Regions from separate parts of the Homo sapiens genome. Here all the other regions are linked to region 2. The links are chromatin contacts, found by Hi-C or POLR2A ChIA-PET in ENCODE. All regions are on one chromosome and are shown on one strand. Each heading gives the region's core, a stretch centred on a gene start or an enhancer-like site at or near the end of the contact. The rest is flanking DNA. Distances are from core to core; before and after follow the strand shown.

Region 1 (3,289 bases), core at 222-2,721, 130 kb after region 2:
CTGTCTCCACTCGCTGTTCAGGTCTGGGACACACAGTGCTGTTGCTCAGCTGGAGACGGGGCATCCCAGTGACGGTCACCTTGCAAGGACAGGAGAGACCCCTGCCCAATGTTCGATTCAGATGTCAAGACTGAAGATGCCACACACACACCAGGAGGGTGAGAACGTCCCATCCCTTACACCACTGAGGTTTCCAGGGGAGCAGGAGCCCCCCGCCGCGCCCCATCCGAGCTGGTCCAAAGGCCAGGGTTTATCGTGATTGGGGTGGGGCCGGGGCGGGGGTTCCCCGGGATGCCAGGGGCTTCTGTGCTTCGAATCTTCTACAGGCACTAAAGTGAGGCCTGGCCGGTGTGGGGCCCAGGGAGGAGGGAGAGGGGAGGCATCAAAGCCATCAGCAGCCAGTCCTCAGACAGTGGAGTGAAATCCTCCCGACCCTCCCTCAGCCAGGCGGTTTCCAGTCCCACAAAATCCCCCGATAAATCAGGACCTTTGACTGGGACAGACCAGGGAGGCGCGGGGACCACCCGGCCGGGCTCCCGGGCGATTCTCAGGGGCTGGCCGGCCCGCGTGTCTCTGCACACCGGCTCATTCTGCAGACAGCGCCGAGTGCCGCTGTGCAGGGAGACGCTCGGCTGCGCGCGGTCCGGGCACAGTTCTCGGGGAGTCCAGAGGAGGGAGCACGAGCTCCAGGGATGAGCATCGGGGCCGGACTCAGCCGTCCGTGGCTATGGCTGGAGCGGCTGGTGTGAGGCTGTGGGACCGGCCAGGGGTGGGGTGGCCGGGGCTGTATGGAGCAGGGCCACCCATGCCCGGGTCCCGCGTGCGACTTGGGAGGCCACCCTCCCTCCCCGCTGCGAGGTGGGGAACACCGGGCGGGCTCCTGGCTCCCGTGGAGAGGGAGAGACCGCGGTTTCGCCCTGGAACGGGGCCGGCGGTCGGCAGGTGCAGGGCACGGACTCCCGTCATTTCTGACGGTCTCAACTCCCGCTTCTCCTTCTCCAAAATGCCCTGCATGTTTTTCTGTTCTGGAGTTCCTCTGGAAAATGCTGGTTCTGTTTATGTCCAAGTCTCCTTTTTCCTGGTCACCGGGGTCCCGAGGTTGCGGCGCCTGACGACATGCGTGTTGCAGAAGCTGCTCTGTGGGGACAGTGACCAACGGCGTTGCCACAGTGACCCGGCCATGATGCTTCAGGACAGGACGCACGGGGCAAACGCCTGGGCACCGGGGACGGGGCAGCGCCCTCAGGCAGGGTGTCCACGGGGTGCCCCAGGGCTGCCGGAACAAAGACCCCAGTACTGCGGGGCTTAAAACAACAGAAACGTGTTGTCCTCCATTCTGGAGGCCGGGAGTCTGACTTCAGGGTGTGGGCAGGGCCGCCTTCCCTGCGGTTTCCGGGAGAAGCTCCTTCCTGCCTCCTCTTCCGGCTTCCTGCCTCTTCCGGCTTCCTGCCTCTTCCGGCTTCCCGCCCCGGTGTCCCCAGGTGTCCTCAGCAGCCGCTGCATCGCTCCGGTCTCTGCATCTGTCTGCACAAGGCCATCTTCCCGGGCACCTGTTTCCTTTCTGTGTCCCCTCCGCTTCCTATATGGACACGAGTCATAGGACTGAGGGCCTACCCTGCTCCTGTGTGACCTCATCTAAACTTAATCACTCATATCTGCCAAGAATCTATGTCCAGCTACAGTCACAGTCTGAGGTTCTGGATGAACATTTTGGAAACTATTCAACCCACTGCATTACCCAGCTGTGGCTATATATATATATATACATATACATATTTATTTTTTAGTGACAGGGTCTCGCGGTGTTGCCCAGGCTGGAGGGCAGTGGCTCTTCACAGACACAGTCACCGTGTGCTACAGCTTCCAACTCCTGGGCTCGAACCATCCTCCTTTGTCAGCCCCATGAGTACTGGGGAGCACAGGTGTGGGGCACTGTGTCCGGCTGTGGTGACAGATGGAGCCCCCGACACAGGTTTGTAACTCAAGGCACTGACATCCAACCTGAAGGGCAAGAGCAGGGCAGCGAAAGTGCTGCAGACGGAGGCCGCTTCAAGCCTGGACACCTGCGGGAGAGAAACCCCCAGGAGCCAGGATCACCGAACACCCAAAGACGTCCCGCTCTGAAAAGAGGCTGCCGCCTCAATAAACAGGAGGAGTCACAGCTGAGAAACCAGAGGTAATCAAAGTAGTCAGAACTTCACAGTGAGTCCATTCAAAATTCAATCTTCAGAGAGATGAAGACAGATATCATTCATAAAACAAGAACAGAGTATTAGGAACAAGAACAACTGGCTAGACAAAGAACATAGTAGAAATTGTTTATTATGTATTTATTTTTGAGACAGGGTCTCACTCTGTTGCCCAGGCTGGAATGCAGTGGTGTGACCACGGCTCACTGCAGCCTCCACCTCCTGGAGTTAAGTGATTCTCCTGCCTCAGCTTCCTGAACAGCTGGAACCACAGGTGCATGCCACCACACCTGGTTAGTTTTTTCTTTTCTTTTTTTTTTTTTTGAGATGGAGTTTCACCTTGTTGTTCAGGCTGGAATGCAATGGCACGATCTCGGCTCACCACAACCTCCACATCCCAGGTTCAAGCAATTCTCCTTCTTCAGCCTACTGAGTAGCTGGGACTACAGGCATGCACCACCACGTGCGGCTAATTTTGTATTTTTAGTAGAGACTGGGTTTTCCGTGTTGGTCAGGCTGGTCTCGAACTCCCGACCTCAGGTGATCTGCCTGCCTTGGCCTTCCAAAGTGCTGGGATTACAGGTGTGAGCCACCACACCTGCCCCTTACTTTTTTTTGTACAGATGGGGTCACACTGTGTTGCCCAGGTTGGCCTCAAACTCCTGGGCTCAATGATTCTCCTGCCTCAGCCTCCCAAAGCATTGGGATTACAGGTATGAGTCACTGCGCATGGCCAAAATATTAAAAACAAAACATAATTTAAGTTAGAAGCTCACATGTGGCTAGAGGACCAGTGTCAGTGAAAGAGCATTTGTTCAATGTTGGAAAAATTAATAATGAAAAGACAAATAATTTAGTTGCAGTTCAAGATCCTTTAAGACAGCACTGGGTCTGGTTGCTGACACTTGTTTAGATTTGCACATCTGCTCATGAGGGCTGGCCCCATAGCCACCTTTCCTTTGGTCAGGTTTTGGCACCAAGATTACGCTGGCATCATTGTGCCAGCAGTGTGTGTTGGGCTTATTTCTTTCTTGAATGTTTGAAAAATTTCACCAGGGAACTCACCTGGCCTGGAGACTTTCTGTGAGAAAGTTTTAGGT
Region 2 (2,928 bases), core at 347-2,846:
GTTGGGGAGGAGGTAACCTTAAAGAGCAGAGGTTTTACATCCAACAACATCAACCACCTTATTCAGGAATTACCTGGACAAGAGTGTGTGTTGGGGGAGACCCTGTAACCACCTGTCAAGTGGACTAAAAGTCTTAGGTTTCTTTCCATATAGATTAACTGTGTCCTCACCTCAAAGACCGGGCCTCTGAAGCTTTTTCAAGATTCACAGAATCTCTCTTAACTTGTGCTAGATCTTTTCTTGAAAAAAAGCCAATCATGACAAGCAGATATAATCCGTTTAAGGACTACGGGAAGTGTGCAGCCTTGTACGGACGTCCCATTGGAAACCCTCGGAGTATGGAATCAAACTCCTGTAAACTTTCCTCTTGCAAAGTAACTTTGTTTAGTAATTGCAATTAATTCATAATCAAAATGTGGCTTATTCATAGCACTTAAAAAAAAATCCCAACCAAATCCTTCCTAGCCTCAATTTTGTCACTATGAATGACATACACAGAAAAAATAAAAAACATTTCTGTGTAAAAAGTCGCAGGATGCCCTTGCTTTACCAAACTGGCCTCACTATGAGGTCTGAATGGATTTCTAAAAACGTAATCTGATCAGAGTTAACTTCAAAATAAATAACTTCCCTTTCGACCAACACGAGAACACCAACAGAAGCTTCTGACGGCTCAGCTTGGCCGGGACGTGTTTCCACAGAGGTGCCCGGGTCTACCAGGGCCACCCGGAATAGAAAGGCGCAGAAGGGAGCCCGAGGGGCTGCGATTCTCTTAGCAACGAAGGCGGTGTGGGCCACACAACGGGACAAAAGAAGAAACAAAACTGACTGCGAGCTCATTTGGGTGTAGGAAAACCACTGCAGTCGAAAAACATTTGAAATTATGGTTCGCAAGGCAAGTTACATTTTTATTCATTAAATGTGAACGGTCATCCCCAGAACCACGTACAATAACCTGCCTCGGGGCGCGTCGCAAGGACCCGTCTGGGCTGAGACATGAAGCAGGGCCCAGGTGGCCCTTCCTGGAGGTGGGACGGGAATGACACGTCCAGAGAAGTCCCAGGGACGGGGCTCGCGGGGTTAACTCGACGTGGCCGGGACAGCGCGCTCCCGGCGGACCCGGGCGGCGCCCCGAGCCCGAGCCCCGTCCCGTCCGCCCGGAAGCAACGGCGCGGGCACGTGGGCCAGGCCGGGCGCCGACCCCCGGCACTCGGCCGCTCAGTCGGCGCCGCCCCCGCGCCAGCTGTCAGGGCCGGGGTCCGCGCGGGGGCGGGTCCGGGGCGGCGCCGGGCGGGGACCCCGAGGCCACGGAACCGCGCCCCCGCCCGCCTGGCCCCGGCCCTGGCCCCGGCGCGGCGCAGACAATGGCGCGGCCCGGCCCGGCCCCGGCGCGGTCCGCGGGGGACGGGGCTCGCGGCAGGCGGCGGGGCGGCGGCGCCCGCGCACTCACCTCGGCCCGGCCTCTGGGGCGGCTCCCGGCCGGCTGCGGACGACGGCGGCGCGGGCGGACGCTCCATTCATTACCGCGGCTTTGTCTGCCCCCGCGCCCCTCCCGCGGCCCCGCCGCCCGCCGCCCGCGACGCCGCCGGACGCTGCGCCCCTCCCAGGGCCCCGCGCGGCGCGGGGCGGGGCTGGCCGGGGGCGGGGCCGATCGGGGGCGGGGCCTACTCTCGCAGGCGCAGTGTCCGCGTACCCGCCCCGCCTCGTCCCTGGCCGGGCGGGAGGACGGAGCGCCGGAGGCCCGGCCGCTGGGGCGGGGTCGGGCGGAAGACGCAGGCGCAATGCGCGCTTCGGCTCCGCCCCCGGGTCCAGGAGGGCAAACTACGCAGGCGCAGTGGGCGCTCCGGCGCTGGCGGGCGACGGGAAGGGCTTAGGCGCTCTGGCTGGGCGGGGCGCGGGCGCCTTGGTTTCGTCCCGTGGCTTGGCAGTTGGCAGCGGCTCGGCGCGCACCCAACGGCCCACCGCGGGTTTCCGGGACGGCTAGCAGCGCGGTTCCCGGTCCCGCCCCGAACCCCCTTACCTGGCGCAGAGGCCGCTCAGTGCGGTGCGGTCAGGCCTCGTGGGCTGGGACCTAAGCCGTTGACCCTAAGGCGATCGGGGCTCCCCGCGCGGCCCCCCCGGGGGACGGGATTAACGCCTAAGCCCCAAGCCGGGTCGGCGGGAGGAGGGCGGCCCTCTGGGCGAGCGCGGGGCCGGGGCTGGCGGTGCGGAGCGCACGGGACTCGCCCGCTTCTCAGGGTCTGAAGGAAATGTGCACTTTTAATGTGTTATTTCCTAACACAAATGTTTGAGCAGACCAAATAAACTCTGCATGCTGAATGTGGCCCCGAGGTCCCCCGTTGGTGACACGGCTTTCGGCATTTTCTCGGCCTGAGTGTGAGAGTGAGAGGAGCCCGCGTGGCGGTCACCGGCTGGAGCGGGAGCGTGGAGTTATCACGGCCGCCTCTGCCCGGAGCCCGCCCCTGCCCCGCGGCTGTGCCCCTTCACCCGCACGCCGACTGTTCCAAAGTCCACGTCCAGCCTGCAGCCGGGTTTTCTATGGTGCCTGAGCTAAGAATGCTTTTCTCGTTTTTAAGAGGTTGGGGGAGAATTAAAACAGTATTTTAGCATATATGAAAAGTATATGACATTCAAATATCGGCCGGGCACGGTGGCTCACGCCTGTAATCCCTGCACTTTGGGAGGCCGAGGCGGGTGGATCACCTGAGATCAGGAGTTCGAGACCAGCCTGGCCAACATGGAGAAACCCCGTCTCTACTGAAAAAAAATAAAAAATTAGCCAGACGTGGTGGTGGGCTCCTGTAATCCCAGATACTCGGGAGACTGAGGCAGAAGAATCGCTTGAACCCGGGAGGCAGAGGTTGCAGTGAGCCGAGATCGCGCCACTGCACTCCAGTCTGGGTGACAGAGCAAGACTCCGTCTCCAAA
Region 3 (3,104 bases), core at 325-2,824, 200 kb before region 2:
AGGCAAGACACCTTCCCAGCTGCTCCTAGAGGGGACAAGCCAGGCCCTCTCTGCAGTCCTCGGCAGCTCCGGAAGGACACAGTCAGGGGCCGGGCAAACACTTTGGCCACAGCCCCAAACAAGCGCCACCGTGGGAGAGGAGAGGCTGCTGTCACTGGTACCGGATGCAGACCCCACCCTGTCTGCAGGCCACCCCCACCTCCCTGCAGCTTTGAGGCTGGCGGGGTCTGCTCCTGGGAATGGGGTGGGAGCCACAGGGACGACCCGGGGCGGGCTGATGTCTTCTTGGGGGCAGACCAGAGAGCTCAAGTTTCAGAGTCAGAATTAGGCACTTGGAGCGTTTTTGCTGGCTTGCACTTTCTTATTTTCTTATTTTAGAGCGCTTAAAAAATCCGGAAAAATGGGGTTTAAAAGAACTGTCTCTTTCAGTCTACATTTTTGTTTAATACGCTTGAGCAATAAACGCTGACTTGCAGACGTGGCTGTGGCTATTTAATATTGTGTCTCAGCAGCGTCAGCTCACTCAGGTCTAAAAACATCGGGACACAGGGAGGAGGGGCGGGTGGAGGGAGGGCCAGCTTTTCACTCACTGATTTGTGTAACCCCTAGAGGCCAGTACTGGGGTCTGGTGAGAGCCCAGTGGCATTCCCCGGGGAAGAGGGAGGGAGCTGGAAGGGAACCACCCCCGCCAGGGGACGCTCCCACTCCCCCCCTTCAAGTCCCCCACCAGCCCCTTCAGAGTCGGGGCAGAACCTCCCTTTTGGGGTGTCTTGGGAAGTTAAATGCAAAATAAAGTTGATTTAAAACCAAATGAAGACATCTAGGCTTTGGAAAGTTGCCAGGAGTGAGGGTCCTGGTGGGGCAGGTGTGTCTTTCCTACCCCCACTCCGAGATGCCAGATCAGACACGAGCTGCCCTGGCGGGGTGATCCGCGGGGTGCGGGGGGAAACGACAGGGGCCGTGTGGACCTGGGTGGGCTCAGAACCCCCCGGGGGGCAGCGGCGTGGGACCCCACGAGTGGTTCTGCGGATACCAAGGCCCTCCCAAGTTCCGCCGCAGGACGGGGGGCGCTGATACGGTCACCCCGTCGCCCCCATCCGCCAGGACCCGCAGCGCGCAGCCCGGGAGGAGCCCAGCGCCCGCGGCCTCCTCACCCCGCCGCTCCAGCCTCGCGTCGGGGAAGGGCCCAGGGACAGAGGGCGGCATGAGGGCCCCGGGGAGGGCGAGAAGGCCTGGCGGGCCTGGGGGGCCCGAGGGGGAGGGGCAGGATGTGACCCGCGGGTCTTTGTGACCTGGTGGGGGATGGAGTGTGACCTCCACAGGGGGGCGCGGGGCCGCAGCGCGTGACCCGGGGCTACACTCGGGCCCTCCCCCGGCGGACACCATGGCGCGCACCGTCCCGCGCCGCCGACCCCGCAGCCGCGCCTGCTCCGACAGCAGCCCGGGACCCGGACCCCAACCCGGGCCCAGCCCAAGCGCTGATGACTGCTGCCCGTCGGGGCCCGCGCCCCCCGCACGCCGCAGCTCCCCGCGCCCCCGCGCCCCCCGCCGCCCGCGCAGCCCCACGCCCCGGGGCCGCCGCCGCTGCACAGCCCGAGGCCACGGGCCCAGCAGCCGCCGCACCGGGGGTGCACAATGCGCGTGGCCGCCCCAGCACGTTGTCCCAGGCAACCCCAGGAAGCCGGGCGGCGCAGCGCGAGCCACTGACCCGGTCCCCGGTGAGCACGACCCCCGACCGCGGAACCCCAGGCCCGTCCGCGCTTCCGATCCCGGACAGGACCCCTCCTCCCCATCTGCCTTCGGAACCCCAGACCCGCCTCCCACACCCGGAAACCCAGGCCTACCCCCTCCCCGCCCCGGGCCTCCAAATTCTAGACCCCTTACCCTAGGAATCCCAGACCCGCCTAGCTCGGAACCACAGAACTCCCCCACTAAACCTGCCCAACTCTACCCACTCGCCCGCCCTCGAAAGCCCAGAGCTGTTCTCCCCACCTTCCCCCATCTTCTGGGAACTCCACAGCTGTCCACTCCCCTCTGCCTTCAGAACCCCATACCTCTCCTCATTAACCTAGACCTGCACCCCCAACCCAGACCTCCCCCTCGACCTAGACCTGATCCCCAATTGAGACCTGATGCCCACAACCCAGACCTGACCCCCAACCCAGACCTGACCCCGACCCAGACCTGACCCCAAAAACCCAGACCTGATCTCCCAACCCAGACCTGACCCCAACCCAGACCTGACCCCCAACCCAGACCTCCCGCTCAACCCAAACCTGACCCTCAACCCAGACCTGACCCCAACCCAGACCTGACCCCCAACCCAGACCTCCCGCTCAACCCAGACCTGACCCCCCAACCCAGACCTGACCCCAACCCAGACCTGACCCACAATCCAGACCTGATCCCCCAACCCAGACCTGACCCCCAACCCAGACCTGACCCCCAACCCAGACCTCCCGCCCAACCCAGACCTGACCCCAACCCAGACCTGATCCCCCAACCCAGACCTGACTCACAACCCAGACCTGACTCACAACCCAGACCTGACACCAAACCCAGTCCTGACCCCCAAACCCAGACCTGACCCCCAAGCCCAGACCTGACCCCAACCTAGAACTGATCCCTCAACCCAGACCTGATCCCCAACCCCAGAGCTGACCCCTAATCCAGACCTGACCCCCAACCCCAGACCTGACTCCCATCCCCAGACCTGACCCCAACTCAGACCTGACCTCCCAACTCCAGACCTCATCCCCCAACCCAGACCTGATCCCAACCCCAGAGCTGATCCCCAACCCCAGACCTGACCCTCAGCTTGGGCCTCAGAACCCTCTCCATCCCCAGAGCCCCCCACACCCTCCCAGTTTCCTGTAACCACCACACCCTCTCCTCTAGGGGTCAGAGGAGCAAAGGGCAAGCTGTCGGAGGCCAGTATGGAACCAGAGAGGAAGGGGCTATCGTTGGCTTCTTCTTCAGATGGAGACGGGAGAGAAGAAAATAGTGGGTATCGTGTATTGCCTGTGTGCCAGCCACTCGCCCAGAGTGGCCCGGGCTCAGAGGCAGTGCTGGCTGCAGCCTGCTGCCAGGAAATCAGGGACTCT

What was found. Hi-C counts contacts between places; a loop is a spot of excess contacts on that map. ChIA-PET counts read pairs that join two places held with the same protein, here RNA polymerase II (POLR2A). Pooled maps may share reads with other maps.
Region 1: a pooled map shows a loop between it and region 2 (2.6-fold over the local background). The contact joins the enhancer-like site here to the promoter of ZBED4 in region 2. A Hi-C loop is called at or near these places in 1 of 50 pooled maps. POLR2A ChIA-PET finds 5 or more read pairs at or near these places in 2 of 52 experiments (Panc1 and activated CD4-positive, alpha-beta T cell).
Region 3: a loop to region 2 is called in a pooled map, with 2.2 times the contacts of the local background. The contact joins the promoter of TTLL8 here to the promoter of ZBED4 in region 2. A Hi-C loop is called at or near these places in 1 of 50 pooled maps. POLR2A ChIA-PET finds 5 or more read pairs at or near these places in 4 of 52 experiments (CD8-positive, alpha-beta memory T cell, PC-9, T-cell and 1 more).

The regions. Positions count from the first base shown.
Region 1 is chr22:49,722,398-49,725,686 of GRCh38, reverse strand. It overlaps LOC124905146 (a long non-coding RNA gene), which reads left to right. Exons shown (of 2, transcript XR_007068152.1): 1 at 1-2,176. Among named protein-coding and RNA genes, the nearest start is that of MIR3667HG, 67 kb to the right of the region's middle. RefSeq lists enhancers at 340-1,070, 1,071-1,801. Within about 2 kb of position 1,471, at least 4 of the 41 ENCODE cell types and tissues checked have a DNase peak (open chromatin) inside an H3K27ac peak, as active enhancers do.
Region 2 is chr22:49,852,512-49,855,439 of GRCh38, reverse strand. It overlaps ZBED4 (zinc finger BED-type containing 4), which reads right to left and starts at 1,596. Exons shown (of 2, transcript NM_014838.3): 1 at 1,451-1,596. LOC105377205 (a long non-coding RNA gene) reads left to right here and starts at 1,928. Exons shown (of 5, transcript NR_188597.1): 1 at 1,928-2,928. It overlaps LOC124905147 (a long non-coding RNA gene), which reads left to right. Exons shown (of 2, transcript XR_007068156.1): 2 at 154-938. RefSeq lists silencers at 949-1,238, 1,409-2,138, 2,159-2,248.
Region 3 is chr22:50,056,768-50,059,871 of GRCh38, reverse strand. TTLL8 (tubulin tyrosine ligase like 8) reads left to right here and starts at 1,574. Exons shown (of 14, transcript NM_001350317.3): 1 at 1,574-1,718; 2 at 2,899-3,003. The coding sequence starts at 2,937. MLC1 (modulator of VRAC current 1) reads left to right here. Exons shown (of 12, transcript NM_015166.4): 12 at 1-481.